Regions from separate parts of the Mus musculus genome. Here region 1 is linked to region 2. A link is a loop called in an ENCODE intact Hi-C map of the cell type or tissue named here. Cell type or tissue: left cerebral cortex. All regions are shown on one strand. Links, peaks and the distances in the headings refer to the core of each region. The heading gives the core; the rest is flanking DNA.

Region 1 (5,252 bases), core at 1,369-3,868, 71 kb before region 2:
TCGCTGGGCTCAGCCTGGTACTGTCTCTTCTACTTCATGTTGCTTCTTTATTTTTCTAGCTATGCCTAAGAGACTCGCCCACATTGGCTCTCGCAGTGTCAGGCACTGACAAATTACTCCTCAATGGAGAACTGCAATACACATGGTCTGATATAGGGGAACCCGAAATAAATTGTGCTAAGCCTCATATGGTGTGACAAAATGTGTGTCTCTCTCACACACACACACACACACACACACACACACACACACACACACATTTTCTAGCCAAGAAAGTTAGTGTTCTACATTCCCAAGCAATCCACATTTTGTTCTTTGTGTTTCCTTTGGAATTCTTGAGTCAGGGTCTCACTGTGTAGCTCAAACTTGTGTCCTCCTGCTTCGGTCTCCTGAGTACCACCGTGCTCAGCTCTCATGGCTTATTCTTTGTTTCATGCATGTGACATGTTTATATTCACATTGTACATAGGACACAAGGTAAAGTTAGGTGTCGCCATTCATTGTTCTCCCTCACGTTTTTGAGATCCAGTTACCCCAGTCAGTGTAGGACTCGATTTATCTAGACTGCCTGGCTGGTGAGTACCAGGAATAAGCCTGTCTCCACCTCCCTATTGTACCACTTAGTGCTTGTACCACTATGTCCAGCTTTAGGTCGTTGTTAAATCATCTGTCTGGAGATCAGAACTGAGGCCCTCATGCTTATGCGGCAAGAATTTTACTGACTGAGCCATTTCTCCAGCCCCTCTGGTTTATTATTTCCCCGAGAATGAACACTAGAAAACTAACTCATCCTTTAATACCCTTCGACTTTCCACCCTGCCTAGAAAGCAGCACATTAAAAGCATGCAGTGTTTGCCACAACCTCCTTCAAATTCAGCAGTGAGCGAGGCATGATCTCCTTGCCTTTACACTACAGAAGGCCATGCCCAGCCAAAGGTTCCCACAGTCCTGCCTCTTAGAAGTGATGCAGGGCTAGGCTTCCTTCCACTCCTGGAAGTTATATATCATTTAATGTGTGCCCTTGTAAAGATCATTTTTAATGACAGGCATGGTAGTTTTCCAAAACAGCTCTGCTTTCTAACAAGAAGCAGAGGAATATGTAGCCATGACTGAGCCTACCAGAATCTTTGCAGATGTTAGGTGAAGAGGGCTCTAAAATAGTGGATTTCCAATAATGATGGTAGGAGCCCCGATTTCCCTAGATTCTTAAGTATTTGTTTTCAGGAGAAGAGGAAAGATAGGAGACTGCCACCCCTTTCACACGGAGGGATTCTGCCAGTTTTATTTGTGGAGGAAGGTTGCTGAAGTAGATCTAAACACCAAGTGACTAAACAATTAATGATGGGCCCTAAGAAGCAGCAGCCTTCACCCTAGGGAAGATTGGAAGGTTGGGGTATTTTGCACTCTGTCTTGGTGTTGAGTTTTAGGACACTTATATGTTGGTCTGAGTCTTAGCCAAATCATTAAGGAAGCAATGTGAAGACCATCTTTTCGGTCCTGCTCCTGTTGAGACTAATGCCACTGGAGTTTGAGGCATGGTCCTATCTTCTGCTTTGAGTAAGGCTGTGGAGTAGCTGTTTTCTGTCAATCTATTTGGGCTCACTAGTAAGTCTCACAATAGCCCAGCCTGTCCTGAGAGATGTGGCAGTTATAGAGGCCATGCTTCAGGGAAGCCTAGCCACCCTTTCCCTGTCAGTCTCAGCACGGGCTTTGGGGCAGACCCATCAGAGTCCATACCCCGCCTAGCTCTGTGAGGTTTGACAACTTGCAATTTCAGCAACTTCTCCAATAAAGTGGAGTGCACAGTGTTTAACTGCTAAGGACACCACAAGAATGGAACTGGGACACTTCATGTGTAGAGCAGGGTCTCACTGTGTTAAGTTACCACAGCCGCCACGGTCATCGCTCTTCATTAGTGAATGTAGTTATCTTCACAGTGTAGTTCAGCAGCCTGGTAAGTTGCAGCCGCACATGACATGTCATCGTAACATGTTACACTGAAGCCTTTACACTACAGTCACTCAACGATGAACTCTCAAGATCACACCCTCACTTCGTTCAGGACGGGCCAGGTCTGAGATGACAGGGGGTCTTCAGGGGTTTATGGTTTTCTGCAAGGGCATGAACTGCTTCCCTACCCACATGATGACTACATTAGGTAAGTTTTAAAAAAGAACATCTTCTTGCTTTCCCCTCTAATCATTGACGGGATGGGGCAGGAAGGAGGCACCAGCTGTGCCTGGTGTTGTGAACCTCTCGAAGCCTGGCTCATTAGAGAAGGCAAAATGCTTAGTGGATTTCCTGGGAGAATGGTTCCAAATAACTTAACAGAGAGTGGCTTGAAAGAAGTGGAAAAAGGCATTTTGTTCTCTCAAGGAGCCTATCGAATGCTCAGTCCAAACACCCCCCCCACCCCCGTAACTAATTCATTACTTTACACCACACAGACATCTTTTAAATTAGGCAGAATACAGATGAGTCTTGTTTTGTGCCATTAATTTCAATGGTTTTACACAATATTTGAATCACTAGCTTTTCTTTTCCTTTGGAGGCAGACCAAATCGGGCTGAATCTACTTGCATTAAAAGCCATTCATGAGACCCAGCCAGCTCAGTCTTGCAGATGGAACACCATATGTTTTGGCTCAAGCTCCATATGGAACGGCAATATGCAATCCAAGGATAGAAAGCACCGTTTCTTCCCATCCGCCTTCACGGTCACCTCTAACCCAAGAGCTTTTTCCATTCTGCATGGAAGTAAGCAATTCATTCAAAACGGAGCCAGAAACACGCGGAACATTGGAAGGAGTGTGTTTTGTTTTCCCTTGCCCTTTTACACACAGAGACATCCACACACTCGATCCTATCTGGTGCTTCCATGGTACAACACTTGGAAAGATTCCATTTCCATGTTTCCAGGAATTGGTTAGGCCTTTTTGCTTGTAAGCACTTTGTGCAAATATCAGGAGACTCTAGAAATAGTGAATTAAGGGTCTGGTCCATGCAAAAGCATTTGTATCTAACCTAATGCTTCCTGCGAGGAGCTTAGGAAGGAATAAAGGGACTGTTGTCCAGAAGAGAGGAGCCAATATGGACTTCATTGGCCAACTGGAATAGAGGCTTCAGGGTTTCTAGGGAAAGATGGACCAAAGGTTATTGAGAAGTAAGGACGTCCTTTCTCTCATCCAGGGTGAGAAGGCTGAAAGAGCCCTGAACCAGGAGTCTGGCCTTTCTCCACTGTTAAATAGCTTCATGACCTCGAGAAATGGAGGGACATTCCTTACATATAAAATAAGGGAATAAAGGAGGCCTGGTGATGGCTACAGATCTGTCTCTCATCCTATCTCACGCTGTAGGACATTATGGCAGGGGGCGGAGGTGGGGTGGGGGCTCGGTGGTGGCATGGACTAGATGCTGCTGACCCAGCATTACCTGTGCTGACTACATGTTCAGACGGAGATGTCCCTCAGAGCAACAACATTTTGTAACCAAAATTCAATGGGTTCCCACAAACCTGTGTGCTACTAATGACTAAGGAAGGGCACCTCAGCCTTGCCACGTGTTACAGCATTAAATCTCTGTACACGTTCTTTTCCACCTGCTTGAGGCAGTGAAGTTTTCCTTCTTAGCAACGGCTCAGTTAGTGCTAGCCCCGGACCACTGGAGGTCATGGAAGCACAGATGCTTTGAACCTGGAACTGTTTTTAAAAATATTTTTATTAGGTATTTTCCTCATTTACATTTCCAATGCTATCCCAAAAGTTCGCCATACCCTACCCCCCACCCCCCTACCCACCCACTCCCACTTTTTGGCCCTGGCGTTCCCCTGTACTGGGGCATATAAAGTTTGCAAGTTCAATGGGCCTCTCTTTCCAGTGATGGCCGACTAGGCCATCTTTTGATACATATGCAGCTAGAGTCAAGAGATCCAGGGTACTGGTTAGTTCATAATGTTTGAACCTGGAGCTTTTAATTTGATGTAATTGTAAACCAGAGGGAAGGGGACAGATACAGAATTTTACCTTGTTTGGGACTGCCCAGATGAGAGCCATGCCTTCTAGGTGTTTATGTCTCCAGAAGCTCCAACTGTGACTTTGGCGTTAGCAAATATCTATGATCCAGGACCCTGGAGACTGAGTTTCAGGAAATCTAGATCTCTGAGAGTGCCTGAGCCTGGTTACGTGGGCTTCCAAACAGCTCCCCATGTAGTTACCCATGACTGAAGGGTGCAAGTGGATTGTCCGAGTCTCTTTTAGCAGAGATGAGAAAGCACAAGGACAAAGGAAGGACAGCTGTGAGCCCTCACATTCCAACCTCTGGAGCCCAACATCTGTGCAGATTGACCTAAGACAGGGTCCTGACCCTTAGTCCATCAGTTATTTCTTAGGTGTAAGGAAATTGAGTTTGGATATTCAAGAGACAAAGGATTTGCTGGTGGGCAGCTTAGTGTGTGGTGTGATTGACCTGCACCTTCCATAGACACACTGTAGGAAACAGGAGGCAGACGGAGAAACTTCCCTGGAGTCGGAGGGGCACAGCAAGCACACTGAGGTCTGAGCCATATCTGAGATAGGCACAGGTTCTCAGGCACTGGGGCTCAGGGAACTGGGAGTGCCGGAAAGCAATGCTACGAATTTCCAATGATTCAAATAGACCGAAGGAAGAGAATTGACCTGGAGATGTCTCAGAAGGATGTTTGGCCAAGATGTGCAGCTGGAAAAGTAATGAGGCCCTATCAGAGAGTAGCTGGAGGGTGAGCTGTGGTCCTCAGGGACTAACACAGGAGATGATCAGCTGGAGCAACCATCTGCCACGAGAGGGCTTGGGGGAGGCTACAGAGAGCAGAGAGAGTGGGGCACAGGATAGAGGAAAACTGAGCCTCCCCCTCCTCTCCACGTCCTCACAGAAGGCTTGCTTATTTGTGGTGTGAAGACTGAAACCCAGAGCCTCTCACATGCTGGGCAGTGCTCTACCAATAAACTACAACCCTAGTGCTCACACAAAGACCCAAAAGCAGTAAGGATGTGAAAGGACACCTCTAAATGTATTCACCTTTAGGAACCGTTTCTATTTTAACTGCAGAATAGCCTTCTGTGGCAGTACTAGTTAATCTTTTGCCTGCCCGCTCCCTTATTGATCAGGACATGGATTTTTTCCTAGCTTGGGGCTATTGGGATCAGAGCTGCTAAATATGAATATTCATGTGCTAGTCATCGTGGGAGCCTGTGTCTCCCTTTCTCCCGATTAAGGTAC
Region 2 (5,252 bases), core at 1,426-3,925:
CCAGAAGTGTTTTTAACCACTGTGCCATCTGCCTAGCCCCAATGACTTTTAAATGCAAGGTACCATAGTTTGACTATTAAGTGTCTTCTGTGGGTTCATGTGCTTGATTGCATGGTCCCCAAATGGTGACACTTTATGGAAGGTCTGGAACCTCTGGGAGGTGGAGCCTCAGGGGTGAAAGTGGGTTACTAGGAAGAGTGCCTTGTGGTTTTATAGTCTATCCTCACTTCTGTCTGCTTCCTGGCAGAGAAGGCAATGTGACCAGCGGCTTCCTGCTCCTGTCCCCAAGCCTTCCCACCATAAATGGCTGTGCTCCCACTAAACTGTGAGCCCAAAGAAACCCTACCTTCCTCAAGTTGTTTCTTTTTCCCCATATATATGGTCACAGCATCAAGAGCAAGCAAGAGTGTCTGTGCTTACAAAGTCTCTTCTGAGATCACTCATTCCTATTCTGTACAAGGCCTTGAGCCCTGCTTTCCTGTTCTCACCTTTTTGCAGCAAAGTGCTTTCTACACTCAGTTCACAGTGTCCCCAGCATAGACCATGGCAAATATGCCTCTGGGGCCCTGCTCATGCCGGTATTGCCATGAGAGGCATACTTTATATACATCCAGTGTGTTCTAGGGAGGTCTGGAGAATGAAGATATGAGTTAAAAGAGTTTTAGGTGTCTCTCTTCTCTAGAGAAGTCTCAGCCTCCTAGAGCAGGTCTTGGGGATGAAGGATGGAGAAACCAGACAATACTCCCATGCTTTTCCACCTGCATCCACAGGCATGCTCTGGACCTGGTGCTGTGTGCTAGCTGTACTTCACCTGGGATGTTTGCTCCAGAGAGATCCCCATGGAATGCTTCCCCCTTTTTAAATCTTTGTGCAAATGTCATCTGTGTAGCAAGCCCTTTTCCGACAATCATTAAAAATAGCACCTACGTTCCCTTGTATTCCTACTGTGGTTCTCCTCACTCTCCACCTCTTTATCTTTTAATCACCATACTCATTTATTAAAGGTACCATCTTGCACTACAGCGTTAACTCTGTGAGGGAAGCATGTGTCTGCCTTCGTATTGTCACCCTCCTGTAGTGTTGGGCACATTGCATCTGGGGTTCAATTAATATTTGTTAATAGAAGTACTCAACCTCCCACCTTTCTCTTGTTACAACAGAGGAACCAGATGTCTCCTTATCCAAAACCAGTGCCTCCATCTATACACTGAATTGCACCCCCTTCTTCCTTGAGGCTATTGTATCCACTATTGTCTTCCCTCTTCTATGAACTGAACAGTTTGCACTAGCTACATCCTCCTGATATGTATCATAGAGCAGATGTATGTCAGGCTCTCTTCCACACATCTTACCTTACTTCATTCACAGTTGCCTTGCTACAGCCCTATGCAGAAGGAATGAACATCCATTTCTACACAAGAAGAAGTTGAAGCCCAGAGAAGGCAAAACTGTGATCAGAGCCACATGGTAAGTGAGGATCTCAGGATTTGAACCCAGAAACCTAGTTGAAGAGCCCAGCTCTGAATTACTTCTATCTTCTGGCTCACACACATCCACTATCATGTATATATATAGTCACTTAATCTCACTTCACTCTTAAGAAACCCTTAATTCCATACTCCCACAGCTTATTCTATTATTTCTTCACATTACTTTGCAACTGCTCTCAAAGCCTCACCTATATTAGTCATCTCTTTCTTTTCACCCTGTTCTCTGTCCTACTTTAATCTGTCTTATTTCTATTCAAGAATTCTTGTTGGACTACCTTGCAACAGCATTTCTCAGTCATGACCTGTGTTAGTTTACTTTTTATTACTGTGATGAGCAGCATGACCAAAGGCAACTTGGGGAGGAAAGCACTTACTTGGCTTACAGCTTAGAGACCACCTCCATGGATGTAGCAGGAACCTGGAGGCAGAAACTGAAGCAGTGGCCATGGAGGAAAGCTGCTCACTGGCTTGCTCTCCATGGCTTGCTCTGCCTGCTTTCATATGCAACCCATGCCCAGGCATGGTACTGCCCACAGTGGGCTGGGCTCTCCCATATCAATCATTAATCAAGAATGGAAGCATTTGAGGTATGGTTCCCTTTCTTAAATGACTGTAGCTTGTGTCAAGGTGACAGAAACTGAGCAGTATGCCATCAGCCTCCGTCAGTATTTGCCAGTGGTAGCTGCTTCTTTCTTACTGGATAGACTATTGTGGGTTTTCAGGGTGTACTCATTACCTTCTGCCTAGTTTACTGGGTAGCCCCGAACAGGCTTTCTCTTCCTTAGAAGACACATGAAAAATGTCACCCAAGAGCACACCTTGGAGGAAGCTTGCTATAGGAAGAAATGTGGGGCATGACTTCACACAGCATCTTCAACAGTCTTCTGACTCAGAGATGCATTGTTTTAAATAGTCTTCTCTAAATACTTTAACATTCTATCCACAATGGGATAAAATCCCTCTTTGATGCTTTTTGGTACCCAGGCAGATGGTGTCCAAATTCTTTAAGAAAAACAAAAACCAAAAAACCACACCCAACCAGATTTTGCTTAGGATTACTTTCTATCATTTTTTTTCTACAGAATTTAGATTACAACATTTCCAAATACAAAGCATCGTTAAAAATGTGTATGTGTATGCATATTTTGCCCTTCAGACTAAGTGGTCTTTTTCCCTTTATGAAACATTATACCCCAAGAGCCGCATCTATGTTATTCCAGCTGACAGTTTTTGTCCCACTTGGCCATGTAGACAAAATGCTGTCTGAAAGGATAGGAAGATTCCAAGAGCTGTTAAAAATAGTCATGGTTTCATGTGCAGAGTCTTACCACATGCCAGGCACAGTACCAGAAATGCAGTATGTTCACTTTCTTATTTCTTATTGTTTTAGACATACTATGTCCAAGGCTCAAATAGGCTTCAGGATTTGCCCAGAATCAGCCAGTGAATAACCCCAAAATGTGGGAGTTCAGGATGTCACCCACACAAGGCCAGATCTCATGTGTCTTTGAGAAGGCACCTTGTACCTCTCCTTCACTGGTAAGAATTGAGTGTGCTGTCATGGTTGTGCTAGAGAATCCATAGGGAGAAAACATTATTCTATAAACAGTAGTGGGACAGCTGAGCAGACAGTTTAGCAAAATAGTAACGTTAGAATTCCGATTTGTGAAACACTGATCAGAAAAAATGTGGCCCAGCCATTGAAAGCTATGGTTGGAAACAGCTTGCTACAAAAATGTACTCACCCAGTTGTTTTGCATCCATTATTGACAATCCTTACACTTCAGACACAGCCATAACCTTGGCTGTCATCCCTTGCTCTTTTATTGTGGAAGAAACGTACTAGTGCAGAACCCTAACCAGAGGGTTGGCAGCCCTGAAAACTCATTTCATTCATGTCGTAGGGCGTGGATAAACCCGTGCTCTTTATAGAGGAGCAGAGTGCCTGTCTGACGGGCTACACTTTGCTCTTGAACCTGCCTGGCGGTAACTTGAAAGGCCTCCATGTTCAACCAGGCTTTCTTCTCTCTCTTTTGTTCTCTTCTTGATGGACTCGCTTTGGGATGCAGTGGTGTCCCTATTAACCTCAGGGGCAGCCTTTTCATGATGGAATTTCTAGAGGACACCTGGCTTAGGAAAGACTTTGAAGGTGTTTTTCTTCTGAGTGTTTGATGTGTCTCCTTTTGACCCTGTTTGGTCCTAGGGCAATGGCCATTCCATCCCCACCCCCCACAAGCAGCGATGCTGGCCACCACCCAGGAAGCCTCACAGTTAGATAGAAGGAGGAGCAGTGGGAGCACTGGGTATGGGCCTGGAGCTCTAGTGCCTCATGAGTTCTGCTCTTACAATCCGGCCTCTTTCTTGGCCTAGATGTCTTTGTTGTAAGTCATGTCTTGGGTTCAAACAAAAGCCATGTGAATTTATTTTCAGTGATATTATAGGTGATGGTCACTGTCCTTCAAAACAGAGAATAAACCATTTATTGCTTGCTGAGCTTATGAAGTCTCTTGGGACAGCTGCTTTTCCATAGTGCAGTCCATTAGGTTATTATCAGAAGCCAGGGAAGAAGGAAAAGACAGAGTTAAACGTCACGGGACCATGCTTTCAGATGCTCCATCGCCTTCTCAGATGTGGACCCTGGGGCGGGGATGGGGGTGGGGGTGGGGTGTCTACCCAGAGGGAAGGCGGCTAGGGATTAGTTTTGTGCTTTTTCTTTTCTTCACAGAAGGGACACATCTGAATGTCGCATGCTCACGTTCATGGGGCTCTGTAAGACAACCCTGTGTAGAGACGTCTGATCTCTCCTTGAGCAGGTGCAGACATGCGTTGAGCTTAAGCTAAGTATGATGGTGTTGTCTTCTCAACAGAATCTAGAATGACCTGGATAAAGGGGACTATGCCTGTAGGGGACCATCTTGATTACTGGAAGTGGGAACACTGGTCGTGGTGAATAGGATTCTAAACTGTATAGACTGAGAAAGGGGACTGAGCAGAGAGCAGAGGCTTGCATTCTTTGGTCTTCTCTTCTGACTATAGGAGTAAGGTGTCAGCTATCTGGAACTCCTGCTGCCTTGATTGCCCAGTTGTGCTAGACTGTACCCACAACTGTGAGGCCAAACAGACTTCTCCCTGAAGTTGCTTTTGTCAAGAGAATTGAACTACACCAGTCAGGAAAAGAAATGAAGACATCAAGTCTGTATTTTCTGCACTGCCCAGGTACCAAGTGGGAAGCATTCCAGGGACCAGCCTCCCGCCTTTATCCTGTGGCAACACTTTCTCTGGCGCTTCCTTGAAACTTCTTTGTACTCATTTGCTTCCAGTCCTGCCTAGATGCTAGGGGTACTCAGAGCTCAGCCCTAGTATGGCCCTAGCTCTAAGTTGCCTGATTTTCACTGCACACTCCACTCCTGCTGTCGGACTCATTGAACATCATGGCTACTTCCTACCCATGCCTTACATATAACTCAAATCTCTCACCTAGATCTTTACTGTACGGAAAGACAACCCTGACTTGTTTATTCGAAATCAGGGCAGTGTTTATAGCTCCTCCATCTCTCCTATGCTGTTTCCCCTTCCAAGTTCCACCACCTTTGGATTTTAGGTCACAGCCCCCCCCCCCCCACACACACACAAAGGACAGGAGTGGCTAGTGTCCCCATCAATGTGACATACATCTTCTCTCCCAGGTACACAGTCTTCCAGACCTCCCCATGAAGGACATGACTTACTACAATGCAGAGCTTAGCAACCTCTCTTCCTTCT

The links. Peaks named below come from ENCODE experiments on the same cell type or tissue, not always from the same donor. Only the 100,000 strongest peaks of a DNase experiment are listed, where the experiment ranks them.
Region 1: a loop joins it to region 2, with 8 times the contacts of the local background. A loop is called at or near these places in 2 of 42 quality-filtered maps.

What each region holds. Positions count from the first base shown.
Region 1 is chr7:73,915,563-73,920,814 of GRCm38, forward strand. No RefSeq gene overlaps it. Among named protein-coding and RNA genes, the nearest start is that of Gm21269, 92 kb to the left of the region's middle. In left cerebral cortex, for the core only: no CTCF peak of the experiment used is centred there; a DNase peak (open chromatin) is centred at 2,641.
Region 2 is chr7:73,986,782-73,992,033 of GRCm38, forward strand. The region is part of intron 1 of St8sia2 (ST8 alpha-N-acetyl-neuraminide alpha-2,8-sialyltransferase 2); the gene reads right to left. Among named protein-coding and RNA genes, the nearest start is that of St8sia2, 24 kb to the right of the region's middle. In left cerebral cortex, for the core only: no CTCF peak of the experiment used is centred there; DNase peaks (open chromatin) are centred at 2,391 and 2,816.